2 separate regions of the Homo sapiens genome follow, and region 1 is linked to region 2. A link is an interaction called in ENCODE POLR2A ChIA-PET data of the cell type or tissue named here. Cell type or tissue: OCI-LY7. All regions are shown on one strand. Each heading gives the region's core, and the rest is flanking DNA. Links, peaks and the distances in the headings are about the cores only. Region 1 holds the start of SLC44A4 (solute carrier family 44 member 4). Region 2 holds the start of VARS1 (valyl-tRNA synthetase 1).

What was found. ChIA-PET counts read pairs that join two places held together with the same protein. Peaks named below come from ENCODE experiments on the same cell type or tissue, not always from the same donor. Only the 100,000 strongest peaks of a DNase experiment are listed, where the experiment ranks them.
Region 1: POLR2A ChIA-PET joins it to region 2 with 16 read pairs; 15 of 35 experiments call an interaction of 5 or more read pairs at or near these places.

What each region holds. Positions count from the first base shown.
Region 1 is chr6:31,869,007-31,880,093 of GRCh38, reverse strand. It overlaps SLC44A4 (solute carrier family 44 member 4), which reads left to right and starts at 1,097. Exons shown (of 21, transcript NM_025257.3): 1 at 1,097-1,153; 2 at 3,012-3,060; 3 at 3,965-4,038; 4 at 4,164-4,242; 5 at 5,066-5,165; 6 at 5,248-5,373; 7 at 5,574-5,634; 8 at 8,533-8,620; 9 at 8,697-8,780; 10 at 9,047-9,282; 11 at 9,392-9,491; 12 at 10,457-10,549; 13 at 10,837-10,939. The coding sequence starts at 1,114. EHMT2 (euchromatic histone lysine methyltransferase 2) reads left to right here. Exons shown (of 28, transcript NM_006709.5): 28 at 1-335. The coding sequence ends at 10. It overlaps EHMT2-AS1 (EHMT2 and SLC44A4 antisense RNA 1), which reads right to left and starts at 2,286. Exons shown (of 5, transcript NR_174947.1): 1 at 2,016-2,286. RefSeq lists an enhancer at 8,883-9,816. In OCI-LY7, for the core only: no CTCF peak of the experiment used is centred there; no DNase peak of the experiment used is centred there.
Region 2 is chr6:31,785,879-31,798,600 of GRCh38, reverse strand. VARS1 (valyl-tRNA synthetase 1) reads left to right here and starts at 2,849. Exons shown (of 30, transcript NM_006295.3): 1 at 2,849-3,055; 2 at 3,351-3,770; 3 at 5,481-5,615; 4 at 5,706-5,844; 5 at 6,085-6,209; 6 at 6,300-6,384; 7 at 6,630-6,730; 8 at 6,864-6,991. The coding sequence starts at 3,384. It overlaps LSM2 (LSM2 homolog, U6 small nuclear RNA and mRNA degradation associated), which reads left to right. Exons shown (of 5, transcript NM_021177.5): 3 at 94-124; 4 at 552-611; 5 at 719-1,205. The coding sequence ends at 844. RefSeq lists enhancers at 2,397-3,251, 5,396-6,595 and a silencer at 7,091-7,251. In OCI-LY7, for the core only: CTCF peaks have their summits at 6,894 and 7,110; DNase peaks (open chromatin) are centred at 2,870, 3,960, 7,120 and 9,010; H3K4me3 peaks cover 3,008 bases; H3K27ac peaks cover 2,763 bases.

The DNA of each region.
Region 1 (11,087 bases), core at 1-8,000, 84 kb before region 2:
CAACACATGAGAACGGACCACACCCTCTCTCCCCAGCATGGATGGCCACAGCTCAGCCGCCTCCTCTGCCACCAGCTGCTCGCAGCCCATGCCTGGGGGTGCTGCCATCTTCTCTCCCCACCACCCTTTCACACATTCCTGACCAGAGATCCCAGCCAGGCCCTGGAGGTCTGACAGCCCCTCCCTCCCAGAGCTGGTTCCTCCCTGGGAGGGCAACTTCAGGGCTGGCCACCCCCCGTGTTCCCCATCCTCAGTTGAAGTTTGATGAATTGAAGTCGGGCCTCTATGCCAACTGGTTCCTTTTGTTCTCAATAAATGTTGGGTTTGGTAATAAACTGCGATTTTTGTGTTGGGGTGGGGAGAAAGCATACTTGGCTAGAGGGAATGTGGGTCCAAGGGCCAGAATAGGATGGGAAGCAGGCTGGACAGGTGTGGCTGGTGTGATGGCCGCCCAGTGCGGGGCAGGGAGGTGGGGGGCCACTATGAAGATCCAGTTTCACAGGCACGGTGGCTGACACCTATAATCCCAGCACTTTGGGAGGCCAAGGCAGGCGAATCACCTGAGATCAGGAGTTCAAGACCAGCCTGGCCAACTTGGTGAAACCCCATCTTTCAAAATAGAAAAAATTTGCTGGGCGTGGTGGCAGGCACCTGTAATCCTGGCTACTCCAGAGACTGAGGCAGGAGAACCGCTTGAAGCCAGGAGGCGGAGGTTGCAGTGAGCCAAGATTGAGTCACTGCACACCAGCCTGGGCAACAAGAGCGAAACTCCATCTCAAAAAGGAAAAAACAGGTCCAATTTCCACACTTTAATCTTTGGCGGGAGCGTGTTGGGAGTGTACGGCAGTTAAGGTAGTTGGCGAGATTATAAAGCGTTTTCTTATCAGAGCATGCCAGGTCGTTCACTGTGGTCCGTAGTGCCCCCAGGAAATAGCCCTGAGCCCCCGTCCCAGGCTCCAGCTCCCCAGCCCGCTGGGCACAAAGTTGAGAAGAAGGAACTAGAGTGTGTCGGGGACCACAGGCGGGGGTGGGGCTGTGACGTGTGGGAGGGCGGGGCGGGCAGCAGGTGAGACGCCAGGTCTCCAGGGCTCCAATCACTCCGGAGACTGAGCCATGGGGGGAAAGCAGCGGGACGAGGATGACGAGGCCTACGGTGAGACTGGGGCGAGGCCCGGGACCCTGTGGAGGGAGGGGAGGACGGGTACTTTGGGAATGGTGTCTGGGGCTGGCTCCAGGGAGAGGAACTAAGGAGAGTACTGTGTCCCTGAGGGGAGGGCCCGGGAACCGGGAGCCATGGAGGGAGGGAGTCAGGGTCCTGGGAGGAGGATGGGGCCCGGGGGCTGGGGCTGTTGCTGGGGAGCCCATGGGGAGTGAAGCTGGGTGCCTCTGAAGAGTTGGGGCTGAGGTCCTTGGGAGGAGGGGGGTATTTCAGGCCTGGACTCTGGGTCCCTAAGGGCAGGGCCCTAGGAAACAAAGCCGAGATGGAAGGTGGCAGGTTGGGGCCCTGAGCAGAATAGGGCTGGATGCTGGGAGTGTCCTGTGCTGCAGAGCCTGCAACCAGTGAGGCCAGGGTCCCTGTAAGGAGGAGGAGGTTCAGCCTGGAGTCTGGGTCTCTGAGGGCGAAAGCTGCTTGTGGTCTGCCGGCTCCCTTGAGGAGTGAGGGGACCCTGAGTGGGCTGGCCTCTGCCTGCCAGGGTCTCTGGGAGAAGTGGCAGAGGGAGTGGGTTCTGCTGGGGGTCCCTGTGAGGAGTTGGGGCTGAGGGTCTTTGTGGAAAGGGGGCTGGGGTCCTGCCTAGGGGTCTCTGTGAGGAGCTAGGAGCAGGAGCTGGTCTTGGGGTACTCTGAGGAATAGGGACAGGGCCCCTGGGGTTCCTGTGAAGGGTGAAGCCTGAGGGGAGAAACAGCAGGGAGCCTGTTTCCAGAATCTGCAAGGAAAAGGGGCTGGGGTTCTGAGGAGAGAGGGAGCTGGGGACTGGCCTCCAGATCCCCACGAGCAGTGAAGGCTGGGGACTCACCTGCGGAGGCCCCCCTGGTCTTCTGGTCTGAAGGGGAAGGAACCCCTATGAGGGACCTTCTCGAGGAGAGGCTTGAGTCCCTTAGGGCCATAGGGGAGCAGGCAGTGAGGACTCCCGAGTAGACTTCCTGGAGCGGCTTCAGGTCAATCATTGTCCATGAGCCATGGAGGGACAGAGTCCAGCGCACCTGGGGAAAGTGGACCCCACCCGCTCCTTCCCAGACTCCTGCCCAGCCCTCGGCTCTCCCTCCTCAGTGCCCACAAGGAACCCTGACTGCCCAGCCCTCCTCCTCCCTGTGTGTGTACTCAGGGAGGACCAGGAACTCAACGTGCCTGCAATCTCTATGGCTGGGCTCAGGTGTCACTCTGACTGCTGGCCCAGAGCCCGGAGCACACTGTGGCCAGGGGACTGAGGTCCCACCAGAGTGAGGATGTACAGGGCCGCTTCCCTCCCCAGGCCCTGCTGGGGTTGACACCTTTGTCTCCAGTTTCTTTCCCCATAGCCTTGAACCAGAGGGTAAGGTAGGGCCTGGGGCAGATAGGGGAAGAGGCCATGACCTCCCTGAGGGGCTGTGGGTCTGTGTGGTCCCTGGGGAGGGATTAGGGAGGAGGCAGGGATGAGAATGAGGGAGTGAGAGCCACTGGGAGTCCCACATCCCAGCTAAAGGGAGACTCAGGAGAACCGTGCCAGGGTAGGGCAGGGGACCAAGGCCATTTCCCAGACTGACTGCCTTGAGATGTGAGCCGGAAACTATAAAGGCCTTCCTTCCCCTCCCCATGGCAGCCTGGGTGGAGCTCCCAGGGAGCTGCTGAGCTGCTGACCAGGCCTGGATCCTACCTTTCCTGCTCCCCAGTTTTCCCCTCCTGCCAGTCCTGCCCTAGCCCATCTCCCTCCAAACACCTGAGGCCTGGGTAGGATCCTGGGGCTAGGAGGACTCAGCAGGACAAGATATGCAGAGAGAGACTCATCCTCCACACCTCTTCTCATGTCCCTCAGGGAAGCCAGTCAAATACGACCCCTCCTTTCGAGGCCCCATCAAGAACAGGTGAGCTCTGGGCACTGCTCCGGGGGCTGGCGGGGGTGGTGGGTGCAGTGTGGAATCCAGTATTTGCTTTGTATTTGCTAAAATATTAGTAGGAAACTTGTGAAAAAGAGAAACTCCTGCCCCAGATGGGTGGTGCCCTGGGGGGATTGTTGTGTCTGGAGCAGGCATCGAGGGCTTCCCAGTTCTGGGGGGATGTTCTGTTTCTTGACTTAAGTGCCGGCTTCACAAGCGAGAGAACTCACCCAGCTGAGCCCTTGCGAGTTGTGTGCTTTTCTGTCTTTTACTTCAGAAGAAAGTTTACCCACCCAGAAAAAGGTTTTCTTTCTTTTTGTGTTTTGGAGATGGGGGTTCACTGCAGGCTCGAACTCCTGTGCTCAAGTGATCCTCCTGCCCTAGCCTTCCGAGTAGCTGGGACTACAGGCATGCACCATCACACCAGGCTAATTTCTTTGAGATGGGATCTCACTATGTTGCCCAGGCTGGTCTCAAACTCCTGGCCTCAAGGGATTGCCCTGCCTCAGCCTCCCAAGTAGCTAGTATTACAGTCGTGAGCCACTGTGCCTGGCTAGGTTTTCTAAATAAAATATTTAAAAAAAATTAGCCGGGCAGTAGTGGCACGCGCCTGTAATCCCAGCTACTCGGGAGGCTAAGGCAGGAGAATTGCTTGAACCCAGGAGGCAGAGGCTGCAGTGAGCCAAGATTGCACCACTGCACTCCAGTCTGTGTGACAGAGTGAGACCCTGTCTCAAAATAAAAAAGTAAAAGCAATAAAAAAATAAAAATAAAGCCTACTGATGCCCATGCTGCAGCATCACCCAACTCTCTAACCCTTAACCCCTCCAGACCATAAGCCCTACCTCCCCAAGTCTCCTTAGCTCAGCCTCCCGTTTCGTTTCTCTCTCAGAAGCTGCACAGATGTCATCTGCTGCGTCCTCTTCCTGCTCTTCATTCTAGGTTACATCGTGGTGGGGATTGTGGGTGAGTTTCCAGCTGCTCAGAGCCAGGGCAGTGGGTGAGGGACAGGAACCCAGGGAGGGACCATTCCCATAACTGCCCCACTAAGTCCCTGCCCTCCAATGACTCATCTGTGCCTCTGTCTGCAGCCTGGTTGTATGGAGACCCCCGGCAAGTCCTCTACCCCAGGAACTCTACTGGGGCCTACTGTGGCATGGGGGAGAACAAGTGAGTACAAAGGCGAGAAGAGGAGTGCAGGAGCGAGGCGAGGTAGGGTGGGCAGGAGACACCCCCCCAACTCAGGCTCCAGACCTGTCCGTGCTCTTCCACAGCCTTTCCCTGCTGTCCCCACCCCACCTCAGCCTCCCTGAATCTGACAACTCCAGGCCACGTTAAGAACCATTGCTGGACAGTTAGCTTCTTGAGTCCCCCCAGAAATGGGAGGCAGTGGAGAGTCGTGTTAAGTGTATGAGTTTTACAGTTCAGAGATTGGTGTTTGGATCCCCAACTGGACCAAGTTTTGGTTGTGTGGCCTTGGACAAGTTACTCAAGCTCTCTGAGCTTTGATTTCCTTATTTGAAATTCAAGGGGAATTCCAGAAGCAATGCCAACAGTCCTCACATACAGATGTCCAATAAATAATAAAACCTCAAATATTTATATAGCATTTACTATGTTCCAGGCAGGCAGTAAACTTTACACACACAAGCGCATTGAAATCTCATGAGGTAGGCACTACTGTTTTATATGGAGTAGAACTAAGACCGAGAACAGGTGACTTGCTCAAGATCATAAAGATGATATGAAGTTGTGGAGCTCCAAGTTCATGCTCTGAGCTATTTGTCAGCTGCTGCAATGGTGACTTACTCTGAGAGATCTTCTAGGCATCTCCCTACCTCCCCAGCTGAGCTAGGGCCAGGAGCTGGGAGGTGACTGGTATGGGCCACGCTGGGCTGGGCCCACTGTATTCTTGAGAAGCCACCCTAGTGGTCCCTCCCCTCCCCCAACACCTGACCAGGCCCTGATGCACATGGTCCCTCCCCTCCCACAGAGATAAGCCGTATCTCCTGTACTTCAACATCTTCAGCTGCATCCTGTCCAGCAACATCATCTCAGTTGCTGAGAACGGCCTACAGTGCCCCACACCCCAGGTCAGAGCCTGGGACCTGCCTCTACCCCAGATCTCACCCAGGGTCTCAGGTTCCAGCCCCTTAGTGTTCTCTCTGCACCCAGGTGTGTGTGTCCTCCTGCCCGGAGGACCCATGGACTGTGGGAAAAAACGAGTTCTCACAGACTGTTGGGGAAGTCTTCTATACAAAAAACAGGAACTTTTGTCTGCCAGGGGTACCCTGGAATATGGTGAATATTGCCCCTAACCTCATCACTGTCGCCCAGAAGGGCCAGGGTGGGCACGAGAGGGAGGGGGAGTTGGGTAGATCATCACCAGGTTGGCTCTCCTGGGGAGTGTGGGACAGGCTGAGCCCCATGGTGGTGGTGAGGGGACCTGCTTCTTCATCCTGCTCTGTGTCTGTGTGTCTGTCCTTTCACTCCTGCCACAGACGGTGATCACAAGCCTGCAACAGGAACTCTGCCCCAGTTTCCTCCTCCCCTCTGCTCCAGGTGAGAAGCACAGATTCCTTCCTCAGACGTCATCTAGTCCAGTGTTTTCATTGCTTGAATGAAGAAATCAGGCCCAGAGAGAGTGAAGTCACATAGCTTGTTGGTGGCAAAATTGGAATTAGCATCAGGTCTTCATTTTGCTCTTTGTTATGTGGCCTTGCAGTCAGACCATCAGTGTTTTGGGGACCTACTATGTGCCAGGTGCTGGGGACAGAGGCAGGGATAACAACTGCTCCCTGCTTCAGCTACATTCTAGGTGAAGAGATTAGAGTTGTTCACAAAGAGACTGTATGAAAATCTCATGAAAACATACATGGGTGAATCTACACACACATTTTTTTTTTTTTGACGGAGTCTTCCTCTGTTGCCCAGGCTGGAGTGCAGTGGCGTGATCTCGGCTCACTGCAACCCCCGCCTCCCGGGTTCAAGCGCTTCTCTGCTTCAGCCTCCCGAGTAGCTGGAATTACAGCACATGGTGCCCGCCACCACGCCCGGCTAATTTTTATTTTTATTTTATTTATTAAATTTATTTATTAAATTTGTATTTTTAGTAGAGACGGGGTTTCACTATCTTGGCCAAGCTGGTCTTGAACTCCTAACTTCGTGATCCACCCACCTTGGCCTCCCAAAGTGCTGGGATTACAGACATGAGCCACCACGCCCAGCCTGCACACATATCATTTTTATATATGCACAGGGAAAAGGCTAGAAGGATATTTGTTCAAATGTTATAAGTGAACGTGGCTGGGTGGTAGGATCACAGTTGAACTTTTTTTCTTTTACAGTGTGCTCTTCCTTCCAGTAGCAAATGTCTTTTTTTTTTTTTAAGAGATGAAGTCTTGCTATGTTGCCCAGGCTGGTCTTGAACTCCTCGATTCAAGCAATCTTCCCACCTCAGCCTCTCAAAGTGCTGGGATTACAGACATGAGCCCCGACACCCAGTTGCAAATGTCATTTTTAATATAAAACAATTTTTAGGCCAGGCATGGTGGCTCATGCTTGTAATCCTAGCACTTTGGGAGGCTGAGGCAGGCAGATCACCTGAGATCAGGAGTTCGAGACCAGCCTGGCCAACATGGCGAAACCCTATCTCTACTAAAAATACAAAACTTAGCTGGGCGTGGTGGCATGCACCTCTTATCCCAGCTACTCAGGAGGCTGAGGCAGGAGAATTGCTTGAACCCGGGTGGCAGAGGTTGCAGTGAGCTTTGCAGTGAGCCAAGATCGTGCCACTGTACTCTAGCCTTGCTGACAGAGCGAGACTCCGTCTCAAACAAAAATTTTAGGCCGGGAGCAGTGGCTCACACCTGTAATCCCAGCACTTTGGGAGGCCGAGGCGGGCGGATCACAAGGTCAGGAGTTCGAGACTAGTCTGGCCAACATGGTGAAACCCCGTCTCTACTAAAAATACAAAAATTAGCCAGGTGTGGTGGTGGGCACCTGAAATCCCAGCTACTCGGGAGGCTGAAGTAGGAGAATTGCTTGAGCCCAGAGGCGGAGTTTACGGTGAGCCGAGATGGTGCCACTGCACTCCAGCCTGGGCAACAGTGAGACTCCATCTCAAAAAAAAAAAATTAGACAATTTATAGCATAAGATGAGATATCCAGTTATCAATTTAAGTACAGTAAGGAGTATCTCAAGTGAATACTTCAAAGTCAAGTAGATCTGAATATAAATTCTAGCACTTTCCAGCCCTATGGTCTTGACCCAACTATGCAACCTCTCTGAACCTTGTTTCCTCATCTTTAGAATGTAAATGACAGTGAGGTGCAGTGGCTCATGCCTGTAGTCCCAACTGCTCAGGAGGCTAAGGCGGGAGGATCACTTGAGTCCTGGAGTTGGAGGTTACAGTGAGCTATGATTGTGCCACTGCACTCCAGCCTGGGCAATAGAGTGAGAAACCCTGCCTCTAAAAAATAAATAAGCTAGGTGAGGTGACTCACACCTGTAATCCCAACACTTTGGGGGGCTGAGGTGGGAGGATTGCTTGAGCCCAGGAGTTTGAGGCCAGCCTGGGCAACACAGCAAAACCCCATCTGTACAAAAAATTTAAAAATTAGCCAAGTGTGGTGGTGCACATCTATAGTCCCAGTTGCTTGGGAGGCTAAGTGGGGAGGATCGCTTGAGCCCAGAAGTTCAATGTTGCAGTAAGCTATGATCATGCAGCTGCACTCTAGCCTGGGTGACAGAGCAAGACCTTGACTCAAAAATAAGAAAATAAATAAATAAATAGATAAATAAATGACAAAGCAAGGCTGCCTGGCAAAGTTGTTGCAAGGATGGCAGTAAGTGGCTCTGTAGGCACATAACAGTTGCCAAAGGAGGTGGGGATAAGGTCAGAAGGCTTCCTGGAGGAGGTGAGATGGAGCTGGATTTGAACAGGGAGTCATGGATGGGATTTCTGGTGGAAAGAGAGCCCTGAGAGAGAGGCACAGTAAGAGCAAAGGTACAGAGTAGAAGGGAACATGGGCTGGATTTGCACAGGAGAGCCTGGAAGCCTGGCCAGGGAGTGTGGATGCTGTCTCTGGGGCAGAGCCTCTGGAGATGTCTGAGTCACAAAGGGACCCAGAACCCTGGAGTGATGAAGTCCAGGCAGTGCCACGGTCTCCCTGGCACTCCACTCGGGTGGAGGGTGGATGGAAGGGTGACAGGGTGTTCTAAGAGTTGAGGCCAGCGGAGAGGAGGGTCCAAACCAAGGCACGACAGGGAGGGGAGGCAGGGGATAGACTGGGCTCCACAGGGCAGAAGCCCATTTGTGAAATCAAAAGCAGCCCACTGAGGGATGCAAGGCCCATCACCCTTCCCTCCCCTAAGGGCACTGTGGACTGGGAGGGGGCCAGAGACCCTCCAGGCAGAGCTCCTGGCCCCCAACCCAGCAGCCCGGCTCTCCCTTCCAGCTCTGGGGCGCTGCTTTCCATGGACCAACGTTACTCCACCGGCGCTCCCAGGGATCACCAATGACACCACCATACAGCAGGGGATCAGGTAGGCACCTCCCTCCCCCACATCCTGGCCACACCCCTTCCACCCACAGCCCCATCTGACTCTGTCTCCCCAACAGCGGTCTTATTGACAGCCTCAATGCCCGAGACATCAGTGTTAAGATCTTTGAAGATTTTGCCCAGTCCTGGTATTGGATTCTTGTGTGAGTCACCAGATTCCCCTCCTCTTGTGTCCTTGCCTTCTTCCTCCCTGATCCTCTACCCCCTCGCCCAATGTCTGAAACACAGGCTTTGGACAGAGGAGGAGGAGCCAGAGCTCCGAATGGATTCCAAGACCAACAGGATTTATAAGGGAAAGAGGCCTAATCTGGGGACATTGGGTGGTGTGTGGAAAGGCAGGGAGGGCCTCTGTAAGGGGAAAGATTTGAGGGGCTAGGGCTGAACCTCACTGTCCTCACCCTGCCTACAGTGCCCTGGGGGTGGCTCTGGTCTTGAGCCTACTGTTTATCTTGCTTCTGCGCCTGGTGGCTGGGCCCCTGGTGCTGGTGCTGATCCTGGGAGTGCTGGGCGTGCTGGCATACGGCATCTACTACTGCTGGGAGGAGTACCGAGTGCTGCGGGACAAGGGCGCCTCCATCTCCCAGCTGGGTTTCACCACCAACCTCAGTGCCTACCAGAGCGTGCAGGAGACCTGGCTGGCCGCCCGTGAGTGTCCTGCCCACCCCCAAGCCACCAGCTGCCCAAGGACCGCCCTGGGCCATGCCCGGCCCCAGCCCTGGCCCTGACCTAGGTCTGTCTGCCCCGTCCTCTGCAGTGATCGTGTTGGCGGTGCTTGAAGCCATCCTGCTGCTGATGCTCATCTTCCTGCGGCAGCGGATTCGTATTGCCATCGCCCTCCTGAAGGAGGCCAGCAAGTTAGGGCCTGCCTGGGAGGGAGATGGGGTTGAGGACAGCGTGGACCCAGGAGTGCTAGGGGACCTAGGGGGTGCTAGAGAGGTGGCAGGGAGCCTCAGAGGAGAAGGGAGGAATATAGCACAGTGGTGAACACTGCTGTGGCTTTGCTTCCCCATCTGTAAAATGGGGGTAACAATAATTCCTGCCTTCTAGGGTTGTCTTGAGGATTCAATGAGTGCCTGGAATATGACATAGGCCTTCTAGAGGGGTTGGTGGGAGTGGTGGTGGCTGAGTGGAACGGCAGGAATCCGGGCCAGGAGGGGCAGCAGCTTGCTCCCGATCAGGAACTGCCACACACACCTGCCAAGGGATCACGCTTGGGGGTGATCTTCCCTTACTCCACCCGAAGCTGCCCCAGGTGGCTTCTCTGTGACCCCAGTTTCCTCTAAGGGTCCTGTGAGCCTGATTTATTCAGTTCTGTTTATCCAGTGAGCACCTACAGTATGCCTAGCCCTGCACCAGGCCCTGAGGACACAGATATGAAAGACAATGTCACTAACCCTGTTGGTCCCACCCTGGGGGAGTGGGGCAGGCCCCAGTGAGGGCAGAGGGGTCAGCCCCCCCCTTTTTTTTTTTTTGAGACGGAGTCTCGCTCTGTCGACCAGGCTGGAGTGCAGTGGTGCGATGTCAGCTCACTGCAAACTCCGCCTCCCGGGTTCACGCCATTCTCCTGCCTCAGCCTCCGGAGTAGCTGGCACTACAGGCGCCCGCCACCATGCCCGGCTAATTTTTTGTATTTTTAGTAGAGATGGGGTTTCACCGTGTTAGCCAGCATGGTCTCGATCTCCTGACCTCGTGATCCGCCCGCCTCAGCCTCCCAAAGTGCTGGGATTACAGGCGTGAGCCACTGCGCCCGGCCGGGGTCAGCCCCTTGAGAAGATGGACAGCTGGGGCGGTGCCGGTTAACAGCTTTGTCTCCCTGCAGGGCTGTGGGACAGATGATGTCTACCATGTTCTACCCACTGGTCACCTTTGTCCTCCTCCTCATCTGCATTGCCTACTGGGCCATGACTGCTCTGTATCCTCTGCCCACGCAGCCAGCCACTCTTGGAGTCCTGGGGGGTGATGGAAAACAAAGCAATACTTGCCCTGTAGAGTGCCTTGGTGTCACTGGAAGAGGTGCCCCTTTCTCTGGGCAGACACACCAGCACTGTGCCTGAACAGAGTTGAAAGGGTGCACACAGGCTGAATTTCAGCCCTCTCTGTGCAGCAAACGATCTGCACAAGCACCTAGGAACAGGTCCCTAAGGAGCGAGTGACCTGTGGAGACCTCGTGTGATCATGCTTTCCTTGACTCCCCTCTGGGTACCTGGCTACATCGGGGCAACCCCAGTATGTGCTCTGGGCATCCAACATCAGCTCCCCCGGCTGTGAGAAAGTGCCAATAAATACATCATGCAACCCCACGGTAAGAGGAAGCAGGGGACATGGAGGCGGGACTAGTAGGGGTGAGGGGCTGTAGGGGCCACATTCCTCATTGTGCAGAGAAGACTGAGGCCACAGAGGGCAAGAAACTTGTGCAAGGTCACACACTCAACCCCCAGCAGAGCTAGAAG
Region 2 (12,722 bases), core at 2,734-10,733:
TCCCAGTCATGTTCTCATCCCAGCTCTGAAGTCACCTCTATGTTGACTTTGTTATAAACTAATTTGATTCTTCTCTCCCTCTGCCCTTGACAGCATCTGTGGAACCCTCCATTCTGTGGATCAGGTGAGATATAGCACGGGCCCCAGAATTGGTTCCTGGAGAAGGAGAGGGGAGACTTAAGGGTTGGGTTCTTACATCATGTCTCTAGGGTTAATAATGGTGTTCGTCGGCCAGGCACGGTGGCTCACGCCTGTAATCCCAGCACTTTGAGAGGCCGAGGCCTGAGGTCAGGAGTTCAAGACAAGCCTGACAAACATGGTGAAACCCCGTCTCTACTAAAAATACAAAAAATTAGCTGGGCGTGGTGGTGGGCACCTGTAATCCCAGCTAGTCGAGAGGCTGAGGCAGGAAAATCATTTGAACCCAGGAGGCGGAGATTGCAGTGAGCCGAGATGGCACCATTGCACTCCAGCCTGGGCAACAAGAGCAAAACTCTTGTCTCAAAAAAAAAAAAATAATAATAATAATGGTGTTCATCTTCCTTTCCTAGTATCTCAACATCAAACTAACTGACATCAGTGTCACAGACCCTGAGAAATACCCTCACATGGTGAGTTGGGGTCTGTGGAGAAGAGGAAACACCTCTAAAGCAGGAGGCCCCTGGGTGGTTAGAGGACATTTTTAAGGGTGTTTTCATATTTGTCCATCTTTGTCTAGTTATCAGTGAAGAACTGCTTCATTCGGGGCTCAGTGGTCCGATACGTGCAGCTGCCAGCAGATGAGGTCGACACACAGTTGCTACAGGATGCGGCAAGGAAGGAAGCCCTGCAGCAGAAACAGTGATGGCTCCTCCTCCTCTTCCCCTCCCTCTTTCATTGGTGACCCATAACCCCAAGTCCCAGCCCAGAACCCCTAACCCCCAATACTTGAAGGGGTTTTGTTTTTTTACTAATGATGGTTTTGTGGGTTTTTTTTAAGGGATGAGTGGATGAGAGGAGTAATAGGGAACAGCTATCCTCTCTTGAGAAGGGGAGGATAAGTAGGCTGGGAAACTTCAAAGCCTTCCCAGTCCCCAGCACCTGCCTTTCTCACTACTTCTCTGGAGATGGTAGGAGAGTTTCCTAGGTCTTTCCAGGGCAGCATGTGATTCATTTGGGGATGGAAGGAATCTGTCCCGCATCGGGAATAAAATTTATGATGCAAATTTGTGTTTTGGTTCTGTTACTATGTGTTGGGCAGGGGGCTGGGACATGGAAAAGGATGTCGAATTCATCCAAGCCCCTGTTACTCTGCGTTAACCCAGCCAAGAATCCAACTCAGCTTCCCACTACTCTCCTTGGTATAAAGCATATAATACAGTTGCTCTACACCATGTTTCCCCAACATGTCCCTACCTGTATGTTCTCCCTGTGGCCTTTTGCTTATACCATACCTGCAACTGGAGTGCTTGCTGTCCTTCCATTAATGTGATAGTGTCATAAGATACATTTCATGCTACCAGACTTCACCAATCCAACCAAATCAGTTCATGTTTTCTGAATATGTATAGAAGATAAATACAAGTGATGTAATTTATATTTTAGAGAAAAGTTGTGACTGGGAATTACTAAACTTCATTCACTCATTCAGCAAATATGAGTTCATGATACAGATGAGACTTCTCAGCCTTAAGGGACCCTTAGAGACCATCTAGTGTGACCCTCCTTTTTGTTTTTGAGACGGGAGTCTCACTCTGTTGCCCAGGGTGGAGTGCACTGGCTTGGTCTGGCTCACTGCAACCTCCGCCTCCCGGTTCAAGCGATTCTCCTGCCACAGCTCCTGAGTAGCTGGGATTACAGATGCCCACCACCATGCCCGGCTAATTTTTTTTTTTTTTTTTTTTTTTTGAGATGGAGTCTCACTTTGTCACCCAGGCTGGACTGCAGTGGTGTGATCTTAGCTCTGCAATCTCCGCCTCCCAGGTTCAAGTGATCTTCTTGCCTCAGCTTCCCAAGTAGCTGGGCTTACAGGTGTGTGCCACCACGCCTGGCTAATTTTTGTATTTTTACAAATACTGCAGCTCTGTCGCCAGGCTGGAGTGCAGTGGCACGATCTCAGTTCACTGCAACCTCAACCTCCAGGGTTCAAGCAATTCCCTGCCTCAGGCTCCGGGGTAGCTGGGATTACAGGCGCCTGCCACCACACCTGGCTAATTTTTGTATTTTTAGTAGAGACGGGGTTTCACCATCTTGGCCTGGCTGGTCTTGAACTCCTGACCTGGTGATCCACCCGCCCTGGCCTCCCAGAGTGCTGGGATTACAGGCGTGAGACGGGCTTTCACCACCTTGGCCAGGCTAGTCTTGAACTTCTGACCTCAGGTGATCCGCCCACCTCGGCCTCCCAAAGTGCTGGGATTATAGGCGTGAGCCACTGCGCCCGGCCGTCACCCTTTTTTCATACATGAGGAGATGAGGCTCAAAGAGGAAGCTGGACGCCAGGGCCTCGGCAAATGGACCTCCCCTTCGGTCCTCATCAGGCGGCTCCCTGCTGGGCACCTCCCCGCTACCGGGTGGGGAACGCCCTCCACCGGCAGGGCCGGCCGACCCTCTTGGGCCAGTTCCCTAGCTGCCCGCTGGGCGCCGCCCTCGCCACCCGGCCGAGGACCCGCACAAGGTGCCCGTGGCGGCGCCTGACGGGAGCGTCGTGCTCAGGGGTGTCCTCTCGTCCTGCGTCCGCGCCCAGCGCCCCGCGCCCCGCGCTGTTCCTCGTGAGACCGGCGGGCGGCGAGCCGCGCGGCCCCCGGGGCAGTGTCGGACACGGCGGGCGCGCACTCGCAGGCGGGGCACGGCCGCCCCCGCCAGGACCCGCAGGCCCGGAAACGCTCCCTGTCACAAAGGGGGGAACACGTGGGCGCCGGCTGCCGGGGCGGCGATCTTAGGGAACTAGGGTCACCTGGAGAGCCGCCCACCGTCTCTGCCCGCTCGACTCCTCCGCCCGGGCCGCTCGGCCGGTCCAGCCGCGGCCGGCGCCTGGCTGTGAGGTGGATTCCCGGCCCAGTCTGACCATCTCCCTCCAGTACGTACACGCGGCTCGAACCCGCATCCAACCAGACGCCGACCCGCTCCTGAGAGCCTTCCACACTCCCCGAAGCCCCGCGATGGTGGATAGTTCCTCTTCCCCAGGAACTCCCCACTGACACTGCCCCTCTGAGAGCCAGGTCCTCGGCTCCTGACAGCCTGCCTGGTCAGACCCTCAGTCCTATGGGACTCGGGTGTCTGCGGCGAAGGAGCTCCCGTGAGGGTCCCCTCTCTACTCAAACATAGGACCCACCTCGATCCCGCAGTCTTCCCCTGTCTCTCTTTCTCCTTAGGTTTTTCCACTTCGTTCGGACCTTCTCATAACTATGTCCACCCTCTACGTCTCCCCTCACCCAGATGCCTTCCCCAGCCTCCGAGCCCTCATAGCCGCTCGCTATGGGGAGGCTGGGGAGGGTCCCGGATGGGGAGGAGCCCACCCCCGCATCTGTCTCCAGCCACCCCCGACTAGCAGGACTCCCTTTCCCCCACCCCGCCTGCCGGCCCTGGAGCAGGGGCCCGGTGGGCTCTGGGTGTGGGGGGCCACGGCTGTGGCCCAGCTGCTGTGGCCAGCAGGCCTGGGGGGCCCAGGGGGCAGCCGGGCGGCTGTCCTTGTCCAACAGTGGGTCAGTTACGCCGACACGGAGTTAATACCAGCTGCCTGTGGAGCAACGCTGCCGGCCCTGGGACTCCGAAGCTCGGCCCAGGACCCCCAGGTGAGGGGGTTGTACAGAAGAGGGGGAGGGGAGAAATTCAGAGGAGGGAAGCGAGGACTGGAATGGACAATGAGACAAGAAGGTAGTACATCAGATGTGGGAAAAGAGTGATCAAATCCCAGATTGCCAACTGGTATGGTAACCCTGGGCACGTTTCATAGACCCGCTGTGTCTTGGTCTTCCTATGTCTATGAACACGCAGGCAAGTTGATGTAATGCTTGCCTCACTGAGTTAATAGGATTAAAAGATGTGCGCAGAGCACATAGTTTAGTGCCAGGCACTTTTAAAGTCTCTTAGTAAAAGTTTGATGAGTCTGAAATTGATGAGGATAGAAGTTATTTGAATTGTAGGAAAAGACTGGGTGAGGGAGAGATGACAATTGCTGGGAGGAGATAAAAGAGAAATGAAATGAGGAAGGTAAGTGAGAGGAGAGATAACCCTGCCAGATTGTAACTATCAGTCCTTCCAAAGGAGACCTGTGCCTTGGTGTACTTTCAACTCTGCCTCCTTGCATGGTATTGAGCACATGATGGAAAATTAGTATTTCTTGAATGGATGAATGAATGTGGCAGACCCTGACTTGCTCCCTCATATTGTGATCACCCTATCTACAATAGAGTCCTTGCATTCAGAATGTCTGTCCAAACAAACAAATAAAATAGAGTCCCTCTCTTCTGGAATTCCCTGTTTGTTCCCCTCTTTTATTTCTTTTCTTTTCTTTTTTTTTTTTTTTTTTGAGACAGAATCTCCTTCTGTTGCCCAGGCTGGAGTGCCACGGTGCGATGGTGCGATCTCAGCTCACTGCTCAAGCGATTCTCCTGCCTCAGCCTTCTGAGTAGCTGGGATTACAGGCGCCCACCACCTTGTCCGGCTAATTTTTTGTATTTTTAGTAGAGATGGGGTTTTGTCATGTTGACCAGGCTGGTCTCGAACTCCTAACCTCAGATGGTCTGCTCGCCTCGGCCTCCCAAAGTGCTGAGATTATAGGTGTGAGCCACCACGCCTGGCCCCTGTTCCCCTCATTCTGCTTTATTTTTCTTCATAGGAGTTAAGAAAAATAGGGCACTTCATTTTATATTTGCTCATTTGTTGTTCCCCTACAAGAATGTTAACTCTACCAGGTCAGGGTTCTGTCCATCTGTTCGTGTTTTCCTCTCATTCCCTGGAGAAGTACTTAATACATATTTATTGATGTTCTGAACCTGGCAGTTATTGAGATGCCTCATATAATCTTTACTTCTATGCTTAACATATTGCATCTAACACATAAGTATTGAGTAGGGATTTGTTGGATGAGTCAGAAGTGTTTTGTTTTTTTTTTTCTGAGACGGAGTCTCGCTGTGTTGCCCAGGCTGGAGTGCAGTGGCGTGATCTCGGCTCACTGCAAGCTCCACCTCCTGGGTTCATGCCATTCTCCTGCCTCAGCCTCCCGAGTAGCTGGGACTACAGGCGCCCGCCACCACGCCTGGCTATTTTTTTTTTGTATTTTTAGTAGAGATGAGGTTTCACCATGTTAGCCAGGATGGTCTCGATCTCCTGACCTCGTGATCCGCCCAGAAGTATTTTTATTGTGACTATTTGAGTGAAGAAATGGGACTCAGAGGTGGTGATTTGTGAGAGTGGGGTGGAGGGAGGCCACATGGATTGGGTTGTGGTGGGAGATGGAGGTGGGCCAAACCTTGTCTCACACTTCTTCCCCTTCCTGCCAGGCTGTGCTGGGGGCCCTGGGCAGGGCCCTGAGCCCCTTGGAGGAGTGGCTTCGGCTGCACACCTACTTGGCCGGGGAGGCCCCCACTCTGGCTGACCTGGCGGCTGTCACAGCCTTGCTGCTGCCTTTCCGATACGTGAGTCACCAGGCCTGGGGAAGAACAAGACTGCTCTCCTCAGACCTCACTGTAGGGTGACTGAGAAGAGTCATTTATTTCCTGTTCCAGGTCCTAGACCCACCTGCCCGCCGGATCTGGAATAATGTGACTCGCTGGTTTGTCACGTGTGTCCGGCAGCCAGAATTCCGAGCCGTGCTAGGAGAAGTGGTTCTATACTCAGGAGCCAGGCCTCTCTCTCATCAGCCAGGTGAGGAAGGGCGAGGAGTTGGAGGATAGGGGCTTCCCTGGGGCCTTCCATGCAACTCACTTTCTTTTTTTCCTAGAAATGGCAGAATCACTGGGGCAGGGTCCTGCGGGAGAGGAGGGAGAGGGGGGAGGTCAGCATGGGCAAGACCTCGGGCATCTAAAATACCCCATCTGAAACCTAGTATGGCCGTCCAAGAGGGTCCCCAGCTGGCTGAGTCTGAATTTCTGCACCTCTCTCTAGGCCCCGAGGCTCCTGCCCTCCCAAAGACAGCTGCTCAGCTCAAGAAAGAGGCAAAGAAACGGGAGAAGCTAGAGAAATTCCAACAGAAGCAGAAGATCCAACAGCAGCAGCCACCTCCAGGGGAGGTGAGGCGAGGGTGGAGCTGGAAGGAAAGTTGATGTGTGCGGTGATGGGTTGGCTGATGCCTGGGCCTATGTCTTCTCCCTCCCAAGCAGAAGAAACCAAAACCAGAGAAGAGGGAGAAACGGGATCCTGGGGTCATTACCTATGACCTCCCAACCCCACCCGGGGAAAAGAAAGGTACTAGGAGTGGGAAGGGGCTCACCCCTCAGCAGCCCCTTCTAAGTTTTCACCCTATCTTGCTCTATTCTTGCTCTCACCACTTTGTTTGGTGAGGAATTGCAGACCCCCTGCCCTGCCTCTAGGCCCCTCAAATGCCTGTCCTATGATGTGAGTGACGGAGATCCCGATCCCTCTCTGCCAGCACGTCTCCTTCCCAGAGTGCTCCCAGCCACGGCACTGAGCCCTCCCTTCCTCTCCCCCAGATGTCAGTGGCCCCATGCCCGACTCCTACAGCCCTCGGTATGTGGAGGCTGCCTGGTACCCTTGGTGGGAGCAGCAGGGCTTCTTCAAGCCAGAGTATGGGGTGAGTAGGCACTGCTGCCCAGGCCCAGAGTGGGTGGGGTGGGGAAGGGCAGGACTGAAGGATGTGTTGCCTGGGAGGGGCTGGGAGAGGTGACCTGAGGCCTTAAACATGTGCCATCCTTCTCCACCATCAGCGTCCTAATGTGTCAGCAGCAAATCCCCGAGGTGTCTTCATGATGTGCATCCCACCCCCCAATGTGACAGGCTCCCTGCACCTGGGCCATGCACTCACCAACGCCATCCAGGACTCCCTGACTCGATGGTGAGCTTCTATCTGCACCTTCCTCTGGTTCCCTCTGCCTAGTCTGGCTCTCTCCTTTTCCCTGACAGCCCCCCGAGCCTCTCTCCTTCTGGGTTGGTGCTCACTTCTGCCCCCAGTGGTGCTACACTTCTCTCTGTCATTCCAATCTGATCATTTAGCTTCCTCTCCTAGTCCAGTACTCCCATGCAACACCGCCACTTGCAGACTCTCTTCTATCCCTTCTTTCTTTATTTAATTTTAATTTAATTTAATTTAATTTTTTGTAAAGATGAGTTTTCACTTTGTTGCTCAGTCTGGTCTCCAACTCCTGGCTCAAGTGATTCTCCTGTCTCAGACTCCCAGAGTGCTGGGATTATAGGTGTGAGGCACCACACCCAGTCTCTCCCTTCTTTTTCTAGTAACAATAACATTATTTTGAATTTAATTAGGAACATATGAATATATATATTTTTTTTTGGGGGGACAGAGTCTTGTTCTGTTGCCCAGGCCGGAGTGCAGTGACGCCATCTCGGCTCATGGCAACCGCTGCCTCCTGGGTTCAAGTGATTCTCCTGCCTCAGCCTCCCAAGTAGCTGGGATTACAGGAATGCGCCACCACAACTGACCAAAATATATGAATATATTCTTGTAAGAAATTTAAAGTTTCAAATCTCCTTGACCATCCCCCTCCACACCTACTTCCTCCTAAGATTTAGCCATTGTTATCACTTTGATGTGTATCTTCCCAGATCTTTCCTATTTACTTACATATACACGTACCCATAGAAATTTATAGTTCTCCTTTTGGGTGAGTCTTTTCTATTTTTTAACATAAAGGGTTCATATTACACTTGTTATGATCTAGCTTTCTTCTTACACTTAATACTTTCTCTTGGAGATCTTTCCTTGTCCTTACACACATACCACACATACTGACTTCCTTCTTTTTAATTGTTCCATAATATCTCATAGTGTGGCTGTACCATAGTGAAGTCATTCTTTTTTTTTTTTTTTTTTTTTTTTTTTTTGAGACAGAGTTTCACTCTTTTTGCTCAGGCTGGAGTACAGTGGCATGATCTCGGCTCACCGCAACCTCCACCTCCTAGGTTCAAGCGATTCTCTTGCCTCAGCCTCCCAAGTAGCTGGCATTACAGGCACCTGCCACCGCGCCTGGCTAATTTTTGTATTTTTAGTAGAGATGGGGTTTCACCATGTTGGCCAGGCTGGTCTCAAACTCCTGACCTCAGGTGATCTGCCTGCCTCGGCCTCCCAAAGTGCTGGGATTACAGGCGTGAGCCACTGCTCCCGGCCTGGAGTCACTTTTTAATTAATGATTCATTCTGTTTTTTGTTTTTTGTTTTTTTTCTGTTGAAAACCTTACTCTAATGCACATCCCTGTATATCAAGTTTGTCCAACCTGCAGCCTGTGGGCCACATGCGGCCCAGGACGGCTTTGAATGCAGCCTAACACAAATTTGTAAACTTTGTTTAAACATTTAAGAATTTTTTTGCGATTTTTTTTTTTTAGCTCATCAGCTATCGTTAGTGTTAGTGTATTTTTTTAAATTTATTTTTATTATTTATTTATTTATTTATTTTTTGAGACGGGTCTTGCACTGTCACCCAGGCTGGAGTGCAGTGGCACAGTCTCGGCTCACTGCAAGCTCCAAACTCCGCCTCCCACGTTAACGCCATTCTCCTGCCTCAGCCTCCCAAGTAGCTAGGACTACAGGTGCCCACCACCACGCCCGGCTAATTTTTTTTTTGTATTTTTAGTAGAGACGGGGTTTCACCATGTTAGCCAGGATGGTCTCGATCTCCTGACCTCGTGATCCGCCCGCCTCGGACTCCCAAAGTGCTGGGATTACAGGCGTGAGCCACTGCTCCCAGCCAGTGTTAGTGTATTTTATCTGTGGCCCAAGACAATTCTTCCATGTGGCCCAGGGAAGCCAAAAGATTGGATACCCCTGCTCTATATGCTTGCTGAAGCATGTGTGGAAGGGTTTCGCTGGTGTAGCTATCAAGAAGTGAAACTGCTAGGTCGGCAGGGGCACACCTATATTAAGTACAAACGGAAGCTGCCAAGTTGCCCTGCAGAATGGCTTTGCTGATTGATACCTCCAGGAATTGCTGTGAGAGTGTTCATTTCCCCACCCTTGCTAAGCCTGAGCATTAGGGTTGCCTAATTAGTTTTGCCAATCTGATGGGCAAAAAAATACCTCTGTTGTTTTACTTTGTACCTTTCTGATTGCTATTGAAGTTGTGCCTATTTTCATGTTTTTTGGCCAGTCAGGTTTACCCATATGTGAATTGTCTGTATCTATCTTTTCCCCGTTTTTCTATTGATTCTTCGTTCTTTTTCTTTTTAATTTTTTTTTTGAGAATTCTTTACCTGTTCTGGGTATCAATTTTTTTGTTAAATATTGTAAATGTTTTTGTTGTATTATTGTGTGGTAGTTTTCCTGTTAATTGTAAATGTTTCTCCTGTTTTCTGTTACTATTTGTTTTCACTGTTAATATTTTAATTAGTGATAAATACAAAGTAATATTCTAGGTGACAAATCTTTTTAAAAAGTATTTTAAAATAACTTTACCATTTTTGGAAACCAGGGTTTATTATATTTAAATTTTGAGAATTTTTTCTGGTGTCTTATGTACTAAATTAATGTGGTCAAAAAATATTTACTGGGCCCAACTATGTGCCACCTCTGCTCTGAGCACTGGGAATATAATGTTTGATTGTGCATTTTGCAAGTAACTGAGAGCTAGGAAAACAGTTATATGTTTTATTTTTTTATTTTTATTATTATTATTATTATTTTGAGACAGAGTCTCTCTCTGTCGCCCAGGCTGGAGTGCGGTGGCGCAATCTTGGCTCACTGCAAGCTCTGCTTCCCAGGTTCACAGCATACTCCTGCCTCAGCCTCCTGAGTAGCTGGGACTACAGGCGCCCGCCACCACGCCTGGCTAATTTTTTGTATTTTTTTTAGTAGAGACAGGGTTTCACCCTGTCGGCCAGGATGGTCTCGATCTCTTGACCTCATGATCTGCTCACCTCGGCCTCCCAAAGTGCTGGGATTACAGGCGTGACCCACCGCGCCTGGCCTGTTTTTTTTTTTGTTTTTTTTGTTTTTTTGAGACAGAGTCTCTCTCGGTTTCCCAGGCTGGAGTGCAGTGATGCGCGCTTACTGCAACCTCTGCCTCCTGAGCTCAAGCGATTCTCCTGCCTCAGCCTTCTGAGTAGCTGGGATTACAGGCGCATGCCACCACACCTGGCTAATTTTTGTATTTTTAGTAGAGACGGGGTTTCACCATGTTGGTCAGGCTTGTTTCGAGCTCCTGACCTTGTGATCCTCCCGCTTCGGTCTCCCAAAGTGCTAGGATGACAGGCATGAGCCACTTCGTCCAGCCAACAGTTCTGTTAAATACACATAACATACAATGGCCAAGTTGTTTGCGTTTGTGTTTGCGTTTTTGTTTTTTCAATTTTTCAATTTTTTTTTTTTCTTTGGAAATGGGGTCTTGCTCTGTCACCCAGGCTGGAGTGCAGTGGCGCAGTCTCTGCTCACTGCAAGCTCCTCCTCCCAGGTTCACACCATTCTCCTGCCTCAGCCTCCTGAGTAGCTGGGACTATAGGAGCCCACCACCACGCCTGGCTAATTTTTTTTGTATTTTTAGTAGAGACGGGGTTTCACCGTGTTAGCCAAGATGGTCTCGATCTCCTGACCTCGTGATTCGCGTACCTCGGCGTCCCAAAGTGCTGGGATTATAGGCGTGAGCCACCACGCCCGGCCCTGTTTTTCAATTTTTTAATAAAATCAAGAGAGGGTCTCGCTATGTTGCCCAGGCTGGTCTTGAACTTCTGGGCTCAAGCAATCCTCCTGCCTCAGTCTCCCAAAGTGCTGGGACTACAGGCATGAACCACCATACCTGGCCTCCAAGTTTGTTTACATGAAAACAGAATGACTACTTTTTTTTTTTTAATTGAGACAGAGTCTCGCTCTGTCGCCCAGGCTGGAGTGCAGTGACGCGATCTCGTCTCACTGCAACCTCAACCACTTGGGTTCAAGCGATTCTTGTGTCTCAGTCTCCTGAGTAGCTGGGACTACAGGCACGCACCACCACGCCCAGCTAATTCTTTTGCATTTTTAGTAGACAGAGTTTTGCCATGTTGGCCAAGCTGGTCTTGAACTCCTAACCTGAAGTAAGCCGCCTGCCTCGGCCTCCCAAAGTGCTGGGATTACAGGTGTGAGCCACTGTGCCTGGCCACATACTTCTTATAAAACTCTTAAGGTAGCCACATTTTTTTTCCAGTGAACGTGGTTTAAATAAAATGTGAGACACTCCCATTACTTTAATGGAATAGAGTTATATCAACTTTTTATTTTTATTTATTTGTTTATTTATTTATTTTTGAGACAGAGTCTCTCTCACTGTGTTGGCCAGATTGGAGTGCATCGGCATGATCACAGCACAATCATAGCTTGGTGCAGCCTCAACCTCAGCCACCCAAGTAGCTGGGAACAAAGGTGCACGCCACCATGCCTGGCTTTTTTTTTTTTTTTTTTGCAGAGACTAGGTCTCACTATGTTGCCCAGGCTAGTCTGCAACTCCTGGGCTCAAGCAGTCCTCTCACCTTGGCCTCCCAAAGTGTTGGGGTTATAGGCTTGAGCCACTGTGCCTGGCTTGAATTCTTTAATCTATCTAAAGTTTCTTTTTGTGACTATTGGTAAGGGGGAGATTTTTTCCAAATAATTAGCTAGTTGTTTCAAACATTTTGAATAGTTTATCCTTATTTTACTGATAGGAAGTGCCAACTTTCACAAACACTAAATTTGCTTGTATCTGTTTCCAGGTACTATTTTGTTCCTGTTTAGTAACTTATTTTAACAATTAGAACTTTTGCTATCCTGTTTGGCAGGAGCCTCCTCTTCGTTCTTTTTTTTTTTTTTTTTTTTTTTTTTTGAGACAGAGTCTCACTCTGTCATCCGGGCTGGAGTGCAGTGGCACAATTTCAACTCACTGCAACCTCCCCCTCCCAGCTTCAAGCGATTCTCGTGCTTCAGCCTCCCAAGTAGCTGGGATTACAGGTATGCACCACCATCCTGGCTAATTTTTATATTTTTGGTAGAGACAGGGTCTTGCCATGTTGGTCAGGCTGGTCTCGAACTCCTGTCCTCAAGTGATCCACTCGCCTTGGCCTCCCAAAGTCCTGGGGTTACAGGTGTGAGCCACCACGCATGCCTGTCTTTGTTCTTTTTCCATATTGCCTTGGCTCTTCCTTCAAATCTTTTCTCCTTGACTAGCTTTAGAATCACAAGGGTTCCAGCTCCACCCCTGCTTCTTTCTTTTTTTTTTTGTTTGTTTTTTGGAGACGGAGTCTCACTCTGTCACCCAGGCTGGAGTGCAATGGCATGATCCCAGCTTGCTGCAACCTCTGCTTCCCGGGTTCAAGCAATTCTCCTGCCTCAGCCTTCCAAGTAGCTGGGATTACAGGCACATGCCACCACGCCCAGCTAATTTTGTATTTTTAATACAGACAGGGTTTTACCATATTGGCCAGGCTTATCTTGAAGTCCCCACCTCAGGTGATCCACCCACCTCGGCTTCCCAAAGTGCTGGGATTACAGGCGCATGCCACCATGCCCAGCTAATTTTGTATTTTTAGTAGAGACGGGGTTTTACCATGTTGGCCAGGCTCATCTCGAACTCCCCCACCTGAGGTGATCCACCCACCTCAGCCTCCCAAAGT